Linked DNA regions of Homo sapiens: region 1 is linked to region 2. A link is a loop called in an ENCODE intact Hi-C map of the cell type or tissue named here. Cell type or tissue: dorsolateral prefrontal cortex. All regions are shown on one strand. Each heading gives the region's core, and the rest is flanking DNA. Links, peaks and the distances in the headings are about the cores only.

The links. Peaks named below come from ENCODE experiments on the same cell type or tissue, not always from the same donor. Only the 100,000 strongest peaks of a DNase experiment are listed, where the experiment ranks them.
Region 1: a loop joins it to region 2, with 4 times the contacts of the local background. A loop is called at or near these places in 5 of 110 quality-filtered maps.

What each region holds. Positions count from the first base shown.
Region 1 is chr11:47,879,738-47,889,843 of GRCh38, reverse strand. It overlaps the pseudogene LOC124902844. Among named protein-coding and RNA genes, the nearest start is that of NUP160, 36 kb to the right of the region's middle. In dorsolateral prefrontal cortex, for the core only: no CTCF peak of the experiment used is centred there; no DNase peak of the experiment used is centred there.
Region 2 is chr11:47,941,829-47,951,934 of GRCh38, reverse strand. No RefSeq gene overlaps it. Among named protein-coding and RNA genes, the nearest start is that of PTPRJ, 34 kb to the left of the region's middle. RefSeq lists enhancers at 4,219-5,418, 7,684-7,978 and a silencer at 5,254-5,419. In dorsolateral prefrontal cortex, for the core only: no CTCF peak of the experiment used is centred there; a DNase peak (open chromatin) is centred at 4,794.

The sequences.
Region 1 (10,106 bases), core at 1,140-9,139, 63 kb after region 2:
GGCATCTTTGCATTTGCTGTTCCCTGAGCATTTGCTGTTTCCTCTGCTTGAAATACCCTTCACTCCCTTTTCCCCCTGGCTATCTCCTCTTCAGCCCAAGGGACATCTCTTCTAAGAAGCTTTCTGTAACCCCTTAGGGAAAATTAGTATCTTTTATACATATATATATATATATATGTTTTTTGTTTGTTTGTTTGTTTGTTTAAAGGTGCAGTCTCACTCTGTCACGCAGGCTGGAGTGCAGTGGCATGATCTTGGCTCACTGCAACCTCTGCCTCTGAGTTCAAGCGATTCTCCTACCTCAGCCTCCAGAGTAGCTGGGATTACAGGTGTGCACCACCACGCCCAGCTAATTTTTGTATTTTTAGTAGATACACAGTTTTACCATGTTGGCCAGGCTGGTCTCGAACTCCTGACCTCAGGTGATCTGTCCACCTCAGCTTCCCAAAGTGCTGGGATTATAGGTGTGAGCCACCATGTCTGGCCTCATTATTTTATTTTTAATTGACAAATAACAATTGTATATATTTATGGGGTACAATATGATGTTTTGCTATATGTTCACAATGTGGAATGATTCAATCCTGCTACTTAACAAATTCATCACCTCATATAGTAATCTTTTTTTTTGTGGTGAAAACATTTAAAATCTATTCTTCTATAAATCAACACTTTTAAAGAATAGAAGAGCTGCTCTCTTTCCTGGAAGCAGGGAGCTGTGCAGAATGACTAGCGATGTTAGAATTCTCTGATTCTTTTTTTCATGTTAGAATGGCATAAGATCATAAGTTTTGAGATTTAAAAGGGACTTTGAAGACCCTTTGAAAATCCAAGCTTTCACTCTACCCATATCCTGATTTGATTCATATCTCTCTGTCATTATATTCCTGGAGAGCACAGGTGGAATACAATCCAAAATAGCTTTCCTTAGAAGGGTTTGGTCCTGTGAATACCTTCCCCAAGGATCATGTGGTGTAAACACCTTCATTTGAGGAAAATGATATCTAAATACATGCTCCCCACAGATGCGTCCAGTGCTTTATGGTTTATAAAATTGTCCTCCTTACAGTTTCTAACTCAATAAGGGATAACTCAGTGGCTTAAAGGTCATTCATCAAGGATAATTCGTCCAGGTCACCAGCTTGTTAATGGTGGAACTTAGGCCAGAACTCCTGGTGGAATGCACTTTATCCCTCACCCTGATACTTTCTTATTGAAAATTATTCTGAAATACTACTTGTACAATTTTGAGCAGAAGTGATGGCCATATCCAGGGATAATATAGAAGTAAGTTAAAGATTCCGATGTTTACAATGAAATTAGCAAAGCGTTTCTTGAAGTGGGCACAATCCATACAGCCCTTAACAAGGAAATGTTAGAGATGTTTTGAAGCTGAGAATTAACCAGTAACACCAAAGCCAGTGATGTTTTGCCTTATTTCAAAGCACTTCAGAGGCATCCTTCACAGGGCAGGATATGTTGTAAGCAGTGCTTGCTTCTCAAACACTGATATGTATAGAGGCATCTCAGGATCATGGTAAATGCAGATTCTGATTCTCAAGGTCTTGGGTAGGGCCCGAGATTATGCATTCCTAACAAGCTTCCAAGATTTGCCAAGGCTGCTGGTCCATGGACCACACCACAGGCAGCAAGTTGTAACGAAAGAACATCAGAGTTGGAAGCGTAAGACTTAGACCCAAGTTTCAGTTGTGCATTGATGAGTCCTGTGAACTTGGTCAGATTTCACTCTGAGTCTGTTTCCTTACCTGTAAAATAGGTTTATAATCATATCTCTATATGCACCAAGAGCCTTGAGACTGTTGTCCACCATTCCTTTCCTAGTACTCCATCCTAAACATGTGTACAGATGTATGTGTGGGAGCATTTTTTAGCAAACATGTTCATCACAATACTTTTTTTTTTTTCATTTTTCTTTTCTTTTTTTTTTTTTTTGAGACAGAGTCTCACTCTGTCACCCAGGCTGGAGTGCAGTGGTGTGATCTTAGCTCATTGCAACCTCCACCTCTTGGGTTCAAGCGATTCTCATGCCTCAGCCTCCTGAGTAACTGAAACTACAGGCACGTGCCACCATGCCTGGCTAATTGTTGTATTTTTAGTAGAAACAGGGTTTCATCATATTGGCCAGGCTGGTCTCGAATTCCTGGCCTCAAGTGATCCACCCGCCTCAGCCTCCCAAATTGCTGGGATTACAGGCATGGGCCACCATGCCTAGCCCTCAATACTTTTGTAATAGTGATAAAAAAGAAGCAACCTAAATAACGAAGATCAGGAAAACATTTTCTTTCTTTTTTTTTTTTTTCTACTCACCATGGAATCAGAAGGTAAAATATTTTAGTAAGCTAAAATATATCCATTAAATTGAATATTAGGCAGTCATTTCCAATCTTGTCTAGGGAGAAGATATACACAGAATACTATGAATATACATGGAATATTAAGCAGCTATTTAAAATCATGTCTAAGGAGAAGTATATCGAAAAATGCTCATGAGATAACAAATTTTTTCTTTTTTGGAGACGGAGTCTTGCTCTGTCACCCAGGCTGGAGTGCAATGGCGCGATCTTGGCTCACTGCAACCTCTGCCTCCCGGGTTCAAGCAATTCTCCTTCCTCAGCCTCCCAAGTAGCTGGGATTATAGGCACCCACCACCATGCCTGGCTAGTTTTTGTGTTTGTTTTGTTTTGTTTTGTTTTTTGAGACAGAGTCTCTGTCACCCAGGCTGGAGTACAGTGGTGCCATCTCGGCTTACTGTAACCTCCACCTCCCAGGTTCAAGTGATTCTCCTGACTCAGCCTCCCGAGTAGCTGGGATTAAAGGTGTGCACCACCACACCTGGCTAATTTTTTTTTTTTTTGTATTTTGTTAGTAGAGATGGGGTGTCACCGTGTTGGCCAGGCTGGTCTCGCACTCCTGACCTCAGGTGATCCACCCGCCTCAGCCTCCCAACGTGCCGGGATTACAGGCGTGAGCCACTGTGCCTGGCCAACATAAATTTTTTAAGCCAAAATACAAAATTGGCTGTATCCATAGAATAACCACAACCACCACACTAAATATATAAAATCCCTGGCCTGGCTCACTCACAGGAACACTGAGAATAAAATGAGACATTATTTTATTTATTTTTTTTTTTGAGACAAAGTCTCACTCTGTTGCCCATCCTGGAGTGCAATGACCAGATCTCAGCTCACTGCAACCTCCGCCTCCCAGGTTCAAGCAATTCTCCTGCCTCAGCCTCTCAAGTAGCTGGGACTACAGGCATGCACCACCACACCTGGTTAATTTTTTTTTGTATTTTTAGTAGAGACTGGATTTCAGCATGTTGGCCAGGCTGGTCTCGAACTCCTGACTTCAGGTGATCCACCCACCTCAGCCTCCTAAAATGCTGGGATTACAGGCCTGAGCCACCGTGCCCGGCTGAGAAATTAATTTATAACTTACTACATAACTATGAGGCATCACTACAATTATTTTCTAATGGTGTTGATAAAATCCAGGTCAGGTTTTGTCTCGTGCTGTGGCAGGCTGCCCTAATTCTGCAACATAACATTTCCTAGAAGCGCTGGCTTCTTCTTAGCAGGAAGTATCCATTCTGACTATGCTTGAAAATATGAATTCAAGAATCTCAACTAAGAATCTCTCAACTAAGGGCTTTCAAGAAAAGCAAAGCAAAGAATGTGTGTTTCCTACTTCTGTCGTTACCCTTTAGAAAGAGGAAGAAGGGGACGATTTTTAAACAAGTTTTCTGGACAAACTATTTAAAAGGAGAGAATCAAAGCACAGGAGTGGTTTTAAGATCAAATAGTCTTGGGTTTGAGTTCCCAATTTGTCACTTATTGGTTGTGGAACTTTGAAGTTTGAATAAGTGGAACTTTGAAGTTTGAATAAGTTAAACTTATTGGTTGTGGAACTTTGAACAAGTCAAACACCAGTTTCTCTGAGCTTCAATTTCCAAATCTGTAAAACAACTCTAGTTGTTTAACTCTTAAGGTTGTTTAGTATTATCTAGTATTTATCTCTTAAGGTTGTTTGAGGATGAAATGAAATAATTAATGAAAAGTGCTGAGTATAGTGTCTGGTACACAGCAGATTCTCAATAAATCATAGCTAATTGTAGAGGAGGAGTTCTAGGGTGGCCTCCTCTACAATTAGCTACATTCACACCCTGCATGGGTGTGAGTAGGACCTTTGACTTGCTTGTAACCAATAGAATGTGATAAAGATGTTTAAAGTTATGATCATATACGTAAGGGTCCATCCTGCTAGCATACATGCTAGAGAGACTGTCACTCCATTGCTGGCTTGAAAGAAGTAAGCTGCCATGCTATGAGAGGGGGCCCATGGAGAGGGTCCCATGGCAAGGAACTGTGGGCAGTCTCTGGTAGCTAAGAACAGCCCACCTGCAGCCAGCAAGAAAACAGAGACCTCAGTCACACAACCATAAAAAAATGAGGCCAGGCACCGTGGCTCACGCCTGTAATCCCAGCACTTTGGGAGGCCGAGGCGGGCGAATCACCTGAGGTCGGGAGTTCGAGACCAGCCTGACCAACATGGAGAAACCCTGTCTGTACTAAAAATACAAAAAATTAGCCAGGCGTGGTGGCACGTGCCTGTAATCTCAGCTACTCAGGAGGCTAAGGTAGGAGAATCACTTGAACCCGGGAGGCGGAGGTTGCAGTGAGCCGAGATCGTGCCATTGCACTCTAACCTGGGCGACAAGAGTGAAACTCCATCTCAAAAAAAAAGAAAAAGGGAAAAAGAAAATGAATCCTCCCAACAGCCTGAATGAGCCTGGAAGTTAATTAATTCATAGTGGAGCCTCGAGGTTAGAATGCAGCCGCCTTGATTGAAGCTTTGTGAGACCCTGAGTGGAAGACCCAGCAAGGCCATGCCCAGGCTCCTGACACACAGGGCTGTGAGACAATCTATGTGTTGTGTTCAGCCTCTAGATTTGTGGTCATTAGTTACACAGCAATAGAAAACCAATACATATGTCTTCTCAGCCTTTTGGCTAAGATCAAGTGTAGAAAACCAATACGTAATATAAAGCAGATAATCAACACTCAGCCTGTAGCCATTGCTTGCCATCAACAGGTTCATCTTCCTTCTGCCAGTGTTTTAATGAGCACACTATTGTGTTGGGGCAGAATTCAAGAACTGGAGACAGAACCTACTCATGTTGAGTAGAGGAGGCAGAGATGAAAACCGAAAAATTACAATAAAGGGCAATAAGTGTTATGATTAAGATGCTTTTGTTGTGGTAAAATTAGCATAACATAAAATTCACCCTTTCAGCCAGGTGCGGTGGCTCACACCTGTAAACCCAGCACTTTGGGAGGCTGAGGTGAGAGGAACACTTGGGCTCAGGAATTCAAGACCAGCCGAGGCAACATAGTGAGATCTTATCTCTCTCTAAAAAAAAAAAAAGGCCAGGCATAGTGGCTCACGCCTGTAATCCCAGCACTTTGGGAGGCCAAGACAGGTGGATCACCTGAGGTCAGGAGTTCGAGACCAGCCTGGCAAATATGGTGAAACCCAATCTCAACTAAAAATACAAAAAATTAGCCAGGTGTGGTGGCGCACGCCTATAGTCCCAGCTATTCAGGAGGCTGAGACAGGAGAATCGCTTGAACCTGGGAGGCAGAGGTTGCATTGAGCTGAGACCTCACCATTGCACTCTAGCCTGGGCAAGAAGAGCAAAACTCTGCCTCAAAAAAAAATCGCCCTTTAAATTATTTTAAAGTGTGCAATTCAGTGGCATTTAGCACATTCCTACACTGTTGTGCAGCCATTACCACTGTCTAGCTCTAGAACATTTTCATTGCCCCAAAAGGAAACTCCATAGACATTAGGCAGTGACTCCCCATTCTCCACTTCCCCCAGCCCCTGGCTAATCTGCTTCTCTCTCTATGGATTTGCCTATTCTGGACATTTCAGACATACGTGTATTGTATGATATATGGAATCATAAAATATGTAGCCTTTTGTGTCTGGCTTCCTTCACTTAGCATGTTTCTAAGATTCATCCAAGTTGTATAATAGCATGTATCATGTATCTTAATTCCTTTTTATGGCTGAATGATATACTTTTTAAAACATATGTATGTATTTATATATTTATTTAGAGACAGGGTCTTGCTCTTTTGCCCAAGCTGGAGTGCAGTGGTATAATCATTGCTCACTATAAACTCAAACTCCTAGGCGCAGCAATCCTCCTGTCTCAGATCCTCCTGTAGGACAACAGATATACACCACCACACCCAGCTACCTGCTGGAATTATTCAAACTAGCCAATCCTAAACTGCTTTTTTTTTTCCTTTTTTCTTTCTTTCTTTTTTTTTTCTGTCACCCAGGCTGGAGTGCAGTGGCACAATCTCGGCTTATTGCAACCTCCACCTCCTGGGTTCAAGAGATTCTCCTGCCTCAGCTTCCTGAGTACCTGGGATTACAGGTACCCGCCACCACACCCAGCTAATTTTTGTATTTTTAGTGGACATGGGGTTTCACCATGTTGGCCAGGCTGGTCTGGAACTCCTGACTTCAGGTGATCCACCCGCCTAGGCCTCCCAAAGTGCTGGGGTTACAGGCGTGAGCCACCGTGCCTGGTCTGCTTTTTTTTTTTTTTTTTCCTATTCATATTTAATGTATCCAACTGATCTAAACAGTTTACCCAACCATGCTTTGATTTTTCTGCTGAAACCCCAATAAAGGCTGTGGCCTATGCCTTCCCCTCACTCCTTTCTGCCTCCTGACCAAACCTGGTGTTTCTCCATTTGGGTCTGCATGTGAGGCGTGCCATGCCCACTTCTCTGGGGAAATGTAAGTAATAAACAATTCTTTCGGCTGGGCGTGGTGGCTCACGCCTGTAATCCCAGCACTTTGGGAGGCATAAGTGGGTGGATCACGAGGCCAGGAGTTCAAGACCAGCCTGGCCAATATGGTGAAACCCCGTAGAGATGGGGTTTCAAAAATTAGCTGGGTGTGGTGATGCGTGCTTGTAGTCCCAGCTACTCAGGAGGCTGAGGCAGAAGAATCGCTTGAACCCGGGAGGCGGAGGTTGCAGCGAGCCAAGATCTGGCCACTGCACTCCAGCCTTGGTGACAGAGTGAGACTCCATCTCAAAATAAATAAATAAATTAATAAATAATAATAAATTAATTATTATTTCAATGGCATGGACTTCTCCATGTCATCATGCAGTCACCTCCATAAGTTAAAAAATCCTGCAGGTAGGCCGGGCGCGGTGGCTCATGCTTGTAATCCCAGCATTTTGAGAGGCCAAGGCGGGCGGATCACGAGGTCAGCAAATCGAGAGAGACCATCCTGGCTAACACGGTGAAACCCTGTCTCTACTAAAAATACAAAAAAAAAAAAAAATTAGCTGGGCGTGATGGCAGGCGCCTGTAGTCCCAGCTACTTGGGAGGCTGAGGCAGGAGAATGGCATGAACCCGGGAGGCGGAGCTTGCGGTGAGCCGAGATCGCACCACTACACTCCAGCTTGGGCGACACAGCGAGACTCCATCTCAAAAAAAAAAAAAATCCTGCAGATATAATTGAGACTTGAATTTCCTATTCAAAGGAAATAGTGGGTTTGTTTGTTTGTTTGTAGAGATGGGGTCTTGTTATGTTGCCCAGGCTGGTCTCGAATTCCTGGGCTCAAGGGATCCTCCTGCAGGGGCCTCCCAAAGTCCTAAGATTACAAGGATCAGCCACCACACCAGTCTGAATTTCTTTTTTGACCAAAGCTAATTTGAAGTTTCAGTCACTTGCAACTTAAAGAATCCAGACTAATACCTACATATCCACAGGTTCTATCTCAAACTCTAAAATCTACACTTTTTTTTCTTTTAAGATGGCGTCTCGCTCTGTCCCCCAGGCTGGAGTGCAGTGGCATGATCTCGGCTCACTGTAACCTCCACCTCCTGGGTTCAAGGGATCCTCCTGCCTCAGCCTTCCGAGTGCTGGGATTACAGGCATGCACCACCATTCCCGGCTAATTTTTTTTTTTTTTTTTTTTTTTTTTTGTATTTTTAGGAGGGATGGGGTTTCACCATGCTGGCCAGGCGGGTCTCAAACTCCTGACCTCAAGTGATCTGCCCTCCTCAGCCTCCCAAAGTGCTGGGATTACAGGCGTGAGCCACCGCCTAGAATCTGCATCTGAATAAGATCATTCTTTTGTAGCTAACCATGCATAGACCCCAGGCTAGAGATTGAGAACCCTTTTGGGGGGCACAAAAGGCCATGACAAGTTAACAAGCATAAGCAGGTGGAATGAAATAATGATCCGATTTGGGTTTCAGGAAAATTACTTCTAGCAGTTGTTTTGGAAGATGGATCAAGAGGGTAAGAGATGAGAGAGAGGCCACTCCCGGGCCTGACCACGCCACACACAGACTGGTGGGGCAAATTCCCCAAGCTCTTGTGCCATTCCCAGGCCACTGGGTATAAAAGGAAAAGGAAGGGATGTGGGCATTTGCTGACGCCCAGAGCCGGGTCTGCTCCCTTTGTGCTACTTGCCCAAGAGGGCGTATTTTTGGGAAGGGGTGTGTTCTGAAAGTAAGGAGGAAGTCGCCACCCCATTGGAAAGAATCTGCCACCCTGCCTTCCAGCTGAAATATCAGATAGTCTGTTCTTCTCTGGGCCAGCAGAGAACTGGAATGTCCAAGGATTTTTTTTGTTGTTGTTGTTTTCTTTTTTTTTTCTTTCCTTCTTTTTGAAAGACTGCATGAAAGAACATGATGTTTTAGGTTCACAAAGGGAAAAAAGATAAGGGAAAAGTGGCAAGTTAGAAAGCCCATTGTGTATGTTATCTCTGTTATTTTAGAATAAAAAAATAAGTATGGCAGACTGGGATCACAGTTCATGCCAGCCTGGTCCAAAATTGTTGCTTTTATCCTTTTCCCTTGGTGTTCCATTTTGGCAGAGGGTTTTCCTCAGGAGCTTTCTGGTACTCAGAACCACACTGCCTGGCTAAGGAAGAGACTGGGAGGCCCCAGGGCAGCTTTAGCTCTTAGGGGCAGACACACATTAGCTAAGCTCATAAACCCGATTGGATGAAACTGGAATGCCAATTTATTTAACAGTAGACTTTGTTTTTTTGTTTGTTTGTTTGTTTGTTTTGTTTTGTTTTTTGAGACAGACTCTTGCTGTGTCACCCAGGCTGGAGTAGAGTGGTGGCACAATCTTGGCTCACTGCAACCTCTGCCTCCTGGGTTCCAGCTATTCTCATGCCTCAGCCTCCCTTATAGCTGGGATTACAGGTGTGCACCATCACACTTGGCTAATTTTTGTATTTTTAGTAGAGACAGGGTTTCACCATGTTGGCCAGGCTGGTCTTGAACTCCTGACCTCAAGTGATCCACCTGCCTCAGCCTCCCAAAGTGCTGGGATTACAGTTATAACAGTAGACTTTGAACTGTAGACTTTGGCTAGCTGAGCTGGAGCTCAGACATTTAATGTAGCCAAATTCTCCAGTAAATAATCATAATGATGAAAGTAATAATAAGAGCTAACATTTACTGGGCACCTAATATGTGCTAGTCACTATGTTAAACACTTACATGAATTTTTTTCACTTAAACTGAAGTAGGTACTTTTGTTATCCTCATTTACAGATGAGAAAATTGCAACACAAGGAAGGTAAGTAATTTGCCCAAGGTCATATGTCAACTCCCCATCTAGCCCTTGAACTGGAAGTGAAACTCTGTGAACAGAAAGTTGACAGAAAACTTGGATGAGAGACTTTGTGGGGGCACAAGCAGAGCTGCTCTGGAGTACAAACAGAGCAGATGACATTCTCCCCACTTCCTCTCCCCAAGGCAGGTGGTTTTAGAAGGCTGGAGAGATGGCCTGGGCACACACTTCGGTGTCCCCACATTGAGTCCCTTCAACTTTGGCCACCATGAGGCTCCATCAGCTGGCTTCATGGGCCAGGGACCTAGACCAGTGGAAGCTGAAACTGAAGAGGAGAGTGAGGTAGACTGACAGGCTGGTTTGAGAATGTGTGTGAGGTTGTGTGTGTGTATACATGTGTGTCTGGAGGTGGGGAGGATACAGAAGTTATTTGGGAGTACTGTGGGAACGC
Region 2 (10,106 bases), core at 703-8,702:
TGCAACCTCCGTCTCCCAGGTTCAAGCGATTCTCCTGCCTCAGCCTCCCGAGTAGCTAGGATTACAGGCGCCCACCACCACGCCCAGCTAATTTTGTATTTTGAGTAGAGACAGGGTTTCTCCATGTTGGTCAGGCTGGTCTCGAACTCCCGACCTCAGGTGATCCATCGACCTCGGCCTCCCAAAGTGCTGGGATTACATGCGTGAGCCGCCGCACCCAGCCTGCTTGCTTTTCTTTGACTCCCATGTCTTAACCCCAGTGTTTCTCAAACAAGAGTGTTGCAATGGCATTCTGAGGACATTGTGGAGTTGAAGTGGCCTTGGTATGTGGTGACATCCTAGGTTTCTTCAATCCTCATTCCCTTGAGACACTTTTTGACCAAGAGGCTAGAGTAGAGTTATCTTCGGGGGCGGAACTGCTGAGGATGAGAATAGGCAGGGGGATGGACGCGCACCTGCAGCCCTCACACATTGTAACACTCGGTCAAAGTCACCAGGTGTCACAGGCAGAGGAAGGCTGAAGCCCTACTAGACATTCACTGTAAAGACAGGAAACCTGGCCGGGTGCGGTGGCTCACATCTGTAATCCCAACACTTTGGGAGACCAAGGTGGGCAGATCACTTGAGGTCAGAAGTTCAAGACCAGCCTGGCCAACATGGTGAAACCCCATCTCTACTAAATATACAAAAATTAGCTGGGCATGGTGGTGCATGCCTGTAATCCCAGCTACTCAGGAGGCTGAGGCAGGAGAATCCCTTGAACCCAGGAGGCAGAGGTTGTAGTGAGCCAAGATCATGCCATTGCACTCCATCCTGGGTGACAGCGTGAGACTCCATTTCAAAAAAAAAAAGACAGGAAACCTGAGCCTAGGGAGTATAGGTCAGACTCCTTTGGTTGCAAATAATGGAAATCCATCTCAAATAATCCTGAGGGAAAAAGGAAGGCATTGCATTGCTCACATCACTTGGAATTTCAGGGATGATGCTGGTTTTAGATATGGATGGATCTAGACATTCAAATAAGGCCTCAACTTTTCTCCCCCTCTGGCCTGTTGTTTTTCTCTCTGTGTTTGCCCGTAGCAGCCCCTCAGCAAGCAGGCTTTTAGCAAATGACTGCTGCTGACAACCCTCAGATCATACCCTTCCAGTTGCACAGAGTTCTAGCCCTTATGTTTAAGTTTGGGGCAGAGAGGCAGGGTGGTCCCAAGGGAGGAAGTAGGAAATGTTTCCTCTTGTCAAAAAATCAAAAGCTTTCTCAGAAGCCCCAGAGTAGACCTCCCCTTAGGTCTTATTGGTAAAGCTGCAAGGGGGGCTGGGGAAGTGGGAAACAGAGCGTCATTATTGGCTTAGGCATGTAAGAATCTACCACCCAGGGCTGGCCACGAAACTGAAACTGGTGTTTCTTTTTCTTTTTCCTTTTTTTTTTTTTTTTTGAGTCAGAGTCTTTCTCTGTCGCCTAGGGTGGAGTGCAGTGGCACCATCTCGGCTGACTGCAACCTCCACCTCCCGGGTTCAAGCAATTCTCCTGCCTCAGCCTCCCAAGTAGCTGGCACTACAGGTGCATGCCACCACACACGGCTAATTTTTTTGTATTTTTATTAAAGACAGGGTTTCACCATATTGGCCAGGCAGGTCTTGAACTCCTGACCTTGCGATCTGCCCGCCTTGGCCTCCTAAAGTGTTGGGATTACAGGCGTGAGTCACCGCGCCCGGCTTTTTTTTTTTTTTTTTTTTTTTTTTTTAAGACAGAGTTTCGCTTTTGTTGCCCAGGCTGAAGTGCAATGGTGTGATCTCGGCTCACTGTAACCTCTACCTTGTGGGTTCAAGCGATTCTCCTGTCTGAGCCTCCTGAGTAGCTGGGTTTACAGGCACCCACCACCACACCCAGTTAATTTTTTGTATTTTTAGTAGAGACGGGGTTTCACTATGTTGGCCAGGCTGGTCTCAAACTCCTGACCTCAGGCAATCCACCTGCCTTGGCCTCCCACAGTTCTGGGATTACAGGCATGAGCCACCACGTCCAGCCTCTTTTTCTTTCTTTCTTTCTTTCTTTCTTTTTTTTTTTGAGATGGGTCTTGCTCTGTCACCCAGGCTGGAGTGTAGTGGCACAATCTCAGCTTACTGCAGCCTCATCCGCCCAGGCTCAAGCAATCCTCCTACCTCAGCTTCCCAAGGAGCTGGGACTACAGGCGCGCACCACCACACCCAGCTAATTTTTGTATTTTTTGTAGAGATGGTGTATCACTACATTACCCAGCTGGTCTCAAACTCCTGAACTCAAGCAATCCTCCTGCCTTGGCCTCCCAGAGTGCTAGGATTATAGGCATGAGCCACTGTGCCCAGCAAAACTGGTATTTCCTGAGCCAGGAAGGAGGGAGACTGCATTGGGTAGGTCACTAATGGTGTCTACCACAAGAAAATATTGTGAGGCAACCTCACCAGATCTTGTTTTTGTTTTTGTTTTTTTGAGACTGAGTCTCGCTTTGTCGCCCAGACAGGAGTGCACTGGCCCGATCTCAGCTCACTGCAACATCCGCAGGTTGAATCATCCCAAGTTCAAGTGATTCTTCTGCCTCAGCCTCCCAAGTAGCTGGGATTACAGGCGCGCACCATCATGCCCGGCTAATTTTTTGTATTTTTAGTAGAGATGGGGTTTCACCATGCTGACCAGGCTGGTCTCAAACTCCTGAGCTCAAGTGATCCGTCCCCCTTGGCCTCCCAAAGTGCTAGGATTACAGGAGTAAGCCATGGCACCTGGCCACCAGATCTTGTAACAAGGATGAGGAGAAGTTTTACAGAAGTGGAAATGCTAGCTAGCCAGAAACAACTAATGTGCACATTAGAGTTGGGGAACAAGGAGTGAAAGTCAGGAAAAGTGAGTTGAATCAGGGTAGGTGGGCATGGCTCGAAAGGAGAGGATGGTCCAGCTGTGGAAAACACCTGTTGGAACATTTCCGGGAACATACATTTCTTATCTAGAGGATATTCCAGAGCAGGAGCACAACAAATACAGAAAATTCTGGGTGAGCAAGTGACAGGCTCCTCATCACACAAAGAGCCTGAGTTTTTTCTACTGTTTTTGTTCAATCCTCACTCTTTGTTCTCCAAGGTGGCGCTAAACCAAATGAACAAAGATGCAGCTCTGGCCAGGCTCGGTGGCTCACATCTGTAATCCCAGCACTTTGGGAGGCCAAGGCGGGCAGATCACCTGAGGTCAGGAGTTGGAGACCAGCCTGACCAACATGGTGAAACCCCGTTCTCTACTTAAAATACCAAAAATTAACCAGGTGTGGTGGTGAGCGCCTGTAACCTCATCTACTCCAGAGGCTGAGGTAGGAGAATTGCTTGAACCCGGGAGGTGGAGGTTGCAGTGAACCAAGATCGTGCCATCGCATTCCAGCCTGGGCAACAAGAGCAAAACTCCGTCTCAAAAAAAAGAAAAAGAAAAAAAGATGCAACTCAGAAGCACCAAGGAAAGACATGTTCAAAAGTCCTCAGTGGCTCCCTACCAGCCATGAACTCCAGTCCAAATTCTGACTCTGGCCCTACTGTCCTCTCCAGCCTTATCTCTCACTGTAACTCCTCCTCCACCCACTTACAGCAGCTCCTTGCAGCTCCCTAAATCCAGCCCAGACTTTCCTGACTCCAGGATTTTGTCCCTGCTGTCCTCTGTGCCCTTTCCTAGCTGTGATGTCTCTGTGCCTCCGTTTTCTTATCTATAAAATAGGAAGTTCCTCCAAGTTATTGTGAGGTTTACAAAAATGAAATAAAACATGTTACGTGCTTAGAATACTGCCTGGCACACTTTAAATACTCACTATATGTTAACTATTATTATTATTCATGAATCACTGGTTGTTTGTTTGTTTGTTTTCTGAGATGGAGTTTCACTCTTGTTGCCCAGCCTGGAGTGCAATGGAGCGATCTCGGCTCACTGCAACCTCCGCCTCCCAGGTTCAAGTGATTCTCCTGCCTCAGCCTCCCGAGTAGCTGGGATTACAGGCGCCCAACACCAAGTCTGGCTAATTTTTTGTATTTTTATTAGAGACAGGGTTTTATGATGTGGGCCAGGCTGGTCTCAAACTCCTGACCTCAGGTGATCCACCTGCCTCGGCCTCCCAAAGTGCTAGGATTACAGGTGTGAGCCACCGCTCCCAGCCTGTTTGTTGTTTTTAGAGACAGTCTCTCTCTGTCACCCAGGCTGGAGTGCAGTGGCACAATCAAAGCTCACTGCAGCATCTACCTCCGGGGCTCAAGTGATCCTCCTGCCTCAGCCTCCCAAGTAGCTGGGACTACAGGCACACACCACCATGCCTGGCTGACTCTTGGTTTGAAGTATTAACCAACTTGGTGCATGGCACTTGGCATCCACATCACAGTCCTTACCCATTTCTTCTTTGCTGTATCTGTGAATGTGTCTGGAGTGAGCATCACCAGGCCCAGGATAATGCGTGTGGCTCCCTTGGCATCTTGCTCAACTTTGTCTTGAGCGTGCCAAGCACACAGCTGTTTGACCTGAGATGGAAGCCAGCCAGCCTGTCAAGGGGCAGAACCTGTCCATCGAGGACACCTTGGAGAATGAAGTGCTAGGCTGGGCAGAAAGTTCCCTCTTGCTGGCTGAAGGGTCACATTAGGAAATGGAGCGCACCCACAATTTCACAACGAAGCTGTTAGGAAAGTCAGACAAATTCATCCACCGATGGTGTGCGGTTAAGACCTGGCGCCAGACATTTCCCCCAAAAAGGCAGGAACCTGCCACTGCGAAGAGATGAGGATTGAGCCTCCCTCCTGGGCCCAGGAGTAGTGACTCAGCAGGAAGCCAGCCAAGGCCTGAGTCACTCCCTCCCCTACAACCACACCCGGGGTTTTCCTTAAGGGCTTGGAAAGTTCACTGGGAGCTGGAGGTATAAATCTTTGGTACCTGGGTCTACCCAGGCTAATGAAATCATTTATTTAATGATTTAATAGCTTAGTGTTTAAGAGCACAAACTCTGCCTTCCTCAGCAGCTACCTCTGCCTCTTATGCAACCTGGAGCAAGTTTCTTATCATCTCTGGTCACAATTTGCCCATCTGTAAATGGGAACAATAATAGTATCTCCCTCCTAGGAGTGAGAAAACTTAGAATAGTATGTGGCATGTCCATGGGGTTCCTCTAACACACCTGGTCTCACTTTAAGGCCTTTGCATTTGTTGTTTTCTTTTCCCTCCCTTCTCTCTCTCTCTTTTTTTAAGGCACAATCTCACTTTGTCACCCAGGATAGAGTGCAGTGGTGCCATCTCGGCTCACTGCAACCTCTGCTTCCCAGGTTCAAGCAATTCTGCCTCAGCCTCCCAGTAGCTGGGATTACAGGCATACACCACCATGCCTGGCTAATTTTTGTATTTTTGGTAGAGACGGGGTTTCGCCATGTTGGCCAGGCTGGTCTCAAACTCCTGACCTCAGGTGATCCACCCACCTCGACCTCCCAAAGTTCTGGGCTGCAGGTGTGAGCCACCGCGCCTAGCCGCCACATTTGTTGTTTTCTATGCTTAGAATGCTTTTGCCTCAGACAGCCACATGGCCAGCTCTCGCACCTAATTCAGGTATTTACTAAATATTAATCTTCCCAGTGAAGCCTACAATGGCCAACCCTTCTAACTGCTCCTCCTCCAATACTCTTTAACCCCTTTCCCACTTTTCCTCCTTAGCACTTATCACCATCTAGCATGTATCTTCTCTATTGATCTCTCCCCAACCACAATGGATTTTAAGTTCCATTGTTGTCTGTTTTCTTCATTGCTGTATTCCCAAGACCTAGAAAAGTGCCAGCACATAGCAGTTCTCAATATACATATAGGGGGCCAGGCAGGGTGGCTCACTGCCTGTTATTCCAGCACTTTGGGGCTGAGGAGGGAAAATCGCTTCAGCTCAGGAGTTGAAGACCCACCTGGGCAACGTAGTGAGACCCTGTCTCTACAAAATAAAAAAATACAAAAATTAGCCAGGCGTAGGGGTGTCTGCCTATAGTCCCAGCTACTCGGGAGGCTGAGGCATGAGGATTGCTCGAGCTCAGGAGGTCGAGGCTACAGTAAGCCTTGATCATAATGACTATACTCCAGCCTAGGCCACAGAGCGAGAGACCCAGTCTCAAAAAAAAAAAAAAAAAAAAAAAAGACTGGGTTCAGTGGCTTACATCTTTAATCCTACCACTTCAGAAGACTAAGGCAGGAGAACCACTTGAGCTCAGGAGTTTGAGACCTGCCTGGGCAAGATAGTGAAAATCTGTCTCTACTAAAAAAAAAAAAGGCCGGGAGCAGTGGCTCACGCCTGTAATGCCAACACTTTGGGAGGCCGAGGCGGGCGGATCACCTGAGGTCAGGAGTTGGAGACCAGCCTGACCAACATGGTGAAACCCCGTCTCTACTAAAAATACAAAAATTAGTCGGGCGTGATGGCACATACCAGTAGTCCCAGCTATTCAGGAGGCTGAAGCAGGAGAATCACTTGAACTCAGGAGGTAGAGGTTGCCGTGAGCTAAAATTGTGCCACTGCACTCCAGCCTGGGTGGGCAACAAAGCAAGACTCCGTCTCCAAAAATGAAAAACTTAAAAAAAAAAACCCTCAGCCTGGCCAACATGGTGAAACCCTGTCTCTACCAAACAATCCAAAAATTAGCCAGGTGTGGTGGCATGCGCCTATAGTCCCAGCTACTTGGGAGGCCGAGGCAAGAGAATTGCTTGAACCCAGGAGGCAGAGGTTGCAGTGAGCCAAGACTGCGCCACTGCACTCCAGCCTGACCGACAGAGTAAGACTCTGTCTCACAAAAAAAAAAAATTAGTCAAGTATGGTTGCACACGCTTGTAGTTCCTGCTATCCTGCTATTCGGGAGTCCGAGGTGGGAGAATCACTTGAGCCCCAGCAAAACAAAACAACCAACCAACTATATGTGTGTGTGTGTTTGTGTGTGTGTGTGTGTACATACACCTATGTGGAATGAATGGAAATGAATGTCAACTTATTCACCATTTTTTTTTAGGCAGATGGCCAATAAATACTGTATGTGAATCAACAGACAGTGGTGAGAACCAAGGAAGTTTTCAACCCCCACCTAAAGGCATTTAAATTCAAATTTAAAAGAGAACTTAATTTAGATTCAAAAGATAACCAGCCAACCACCTCTCTAGGCTGCATTCCCTGGTTCCAGTCTGTAACTGTAAATTTCTCTTATCTCCCACTTGATCTTTCTGATTTTAAAATATCCAAATATTAATATGATTCAGAGCCCTTTATTCTTCTGAAAATGTTTTTCCTCCATGAGGGCACTACCATGACATCAAGACCCCAGGTGGCTTCACAGGTTCAACAGTCAGTTCCAATCCTTACTAGCTGCTCTATTCTGGGCTAATGTGCTGCCCTTTTAATTCCTCCAAGATTCAGCTGGGGGTAACTCACCAGTGCCTTCCCAAAGCCTAGCAGAGCTCCTGACACAAGGGAATGAGTGAGGGAGTGAATGAAAACGTGATGGCTCAGAGGAGGCAGTCACAAGGGCCCACGGTATCTTCTTAGTCTCCATTATTGAATCTTAGTCTCCATTATTTAATCTCCAGTAACCTCCTAGGGAGGAACCACTGTCCAGTTGGAATCTCCCTCCAGGAATACTATTTCTCCCTGACTCCCCAAGGGTGAAGGTCTGCTAAAAAGACACCCAATTCACATCACTAAAAAGAACTCCTAGCGCAGTCCGCTGCAACTGCGAGATTGGGGTGACCCCACCCTCGTCCTCAAAGACAATGGGCGGGGATTTGCCCTGAGTTCTCAGAAAGGCCCTCCTGGTGACTTTTCCAAACAAAGCCAGGCAGCTCCAAAAGTAGGGAGGCTTCAGTCCTAGACACGGAAATCGCCGGGACTCCTCCCACCCTCCCCACCTCCGCCACGTGGCATTTTCTCATTAAAAGAGAAGGAATTAAGTCCCCGTGTCACACCCCGCCCCCCCCCCCACACACACACATAGATGGAGAAATGGAGCCTACATGGCTTTAAATTAGAATTTTCACCAGCTGTGTGGCCTTGGAGTTCTCTGAGCCTGTGTCTTTTCAGCTGTGAAAAAGCAAGAATAATGGAGTGACCTAATTGGTTGCTGGGAAAACTAAATGCAAACCACGCCTTCTCCTGACTTGGCCCACCCCCACCCTTAGCCTGTCCCCCTCCCTCTCTCTGTCTTCCCCCCACCCCCTCCCACCTATAATAATTGCCATTATTAGCCGAGCGGGTGGCTCACGCCTGTAAGCCCAGCACTTTGGGAGGCCGAGGCGGGTGGATCACCTGAGGTCGGGAGTTCGAGACCAGCCTGACCAACATGGAGAAACCCCGTCTCTACTAAAAATATAAAATTAGCCGGGCATGGTGGCGCATGCCTGTAATCCCAGCTACTCGGGAGGCTGAGGCAGGAGAATCGCTTGAACCCGGGAGGCGGAGGTTGCAGTGAGTGGAGATCACGCCATTGCACTCCAGCCTGGGCAACGATAGCGAAACTCCGACTCTAAAAGAAAATAGTAATACTAATAATAATTGCCATTATTATTGTTATTAGGGTTACTCCAGTGAATGTGAAACCAAGACAGCCAGCCCCACGCCAGCTCTCAGTACCCACCGCCACCCTGCCTCTTAAAGCAAAGAACTTGGAAAAGCAAATTCACTGTAACAGATGCGTGTCTGTGCAGCTTCACTGAGATTTCAGCAGACCCCGTGTGTGTGTGTGTGTGTGTGTGTGTGTGTGTGTGTGTGTGTGTGTGTGTTAAACAGGTCTCACTGTGTTGTCCAGGCTGGAGTACAGTGACGTGATCTCAACTCACTGCAACCTCCGCCTCCCAGGTTCAAGTGAGTCTCCTGCCTCAGCCTCCCAAGTAGCTGGGATTACAGGTGCCCGCCACCACGACTGGCTAATTTTTGTATTTTTAGTAGAGACAGGGTTTCACCATGTTGGCCCAGGCTGGTCTCAAATTCCTGAACTCAAGTGATCCGCCCGTCTCAGCCTCTCAAAATGCTGGGATTACAGGCTTGAGCCACCGCGTTCGGCCATAATTATCCTTTTTTAAAAAAGTAATTTTGTTTTGTTGAGCCCAGATCTTTCTCTATCACCCAGGCTGGAGTGCAGTGGCATGATCACGGCTCACTGCAGCCTCAATCTTCCCAGCTCAAGTGACCTCAGCCTACAGGTGTGCTCGCGCCATCACACTCAGCTAATTTTTTTCTTTTTTGTGGAGATGAAGTGTCACTATGTTGCCCAGGCTGGTCTCAAACTCCTGGGCTCAAGCAATTTTCCCTCCTCAGCCTCCCAAAGTGCTGGGATTACAGGCATGAACCACCTTGCCTGGCCATAATCATCATTTTTATAGAAACCTTACATGATCACAGCTCATTGACGAAGGAGTGAATATTTTTAGGCAATTTCTGCCAGAAACAACGGTGTGAAGACATCACAGGAATCACCTGACAGTCCTGCAACCTTGAACACATCACTCATCCTTCTGCTGACCCCAGTGGTAGGTTTCACAATCTGTTTGCTCCTCTGTCCCTCCCACTAACTAACCTGCCAGCACCAAGGGCTGAGATGAGTTTTGCTCCTGCATGCAGTTCCTGATCCTCGGTGTCTAGCACCCAACGGTGCTGAATAAATACCGCTTGGCTGTAAGTGTGAACAAAGGCCATCTAGAGAGGTTTTCTCTTGCCTCTCCATCCCTCCCCATCTGGGGATGGGGAGGAGTAGGGCAGAGCTTCCCACTTTCTTCTTGTTCCCCTCCTGCCCATGGGGTCTTGAGAACTGGGCATCTGGCCCTCTGTAGCCTGACAGTTCTTCCTCTTTCTCTTTGTCATTGACAATACAGTCTTTGACCACTAAACATGAAGTGGCTCCGAGGGTAGTGAATCTAGGACAGAGGGATCTGGAGGTCCAGAGGCTGCTTTAGAATACAAGCTTTGCTGCTAACCTGCTGTGCGATCTCAGGCAAGCAACCACATCTCTAACCTGCAAAGACAGAAAACCAACATTCATTGTATGCTTATAAGGTGTTTAGGCAGGCATTCACACGTTATCTCATTTGCATTGTGAAATGAAGGAGTTGGACT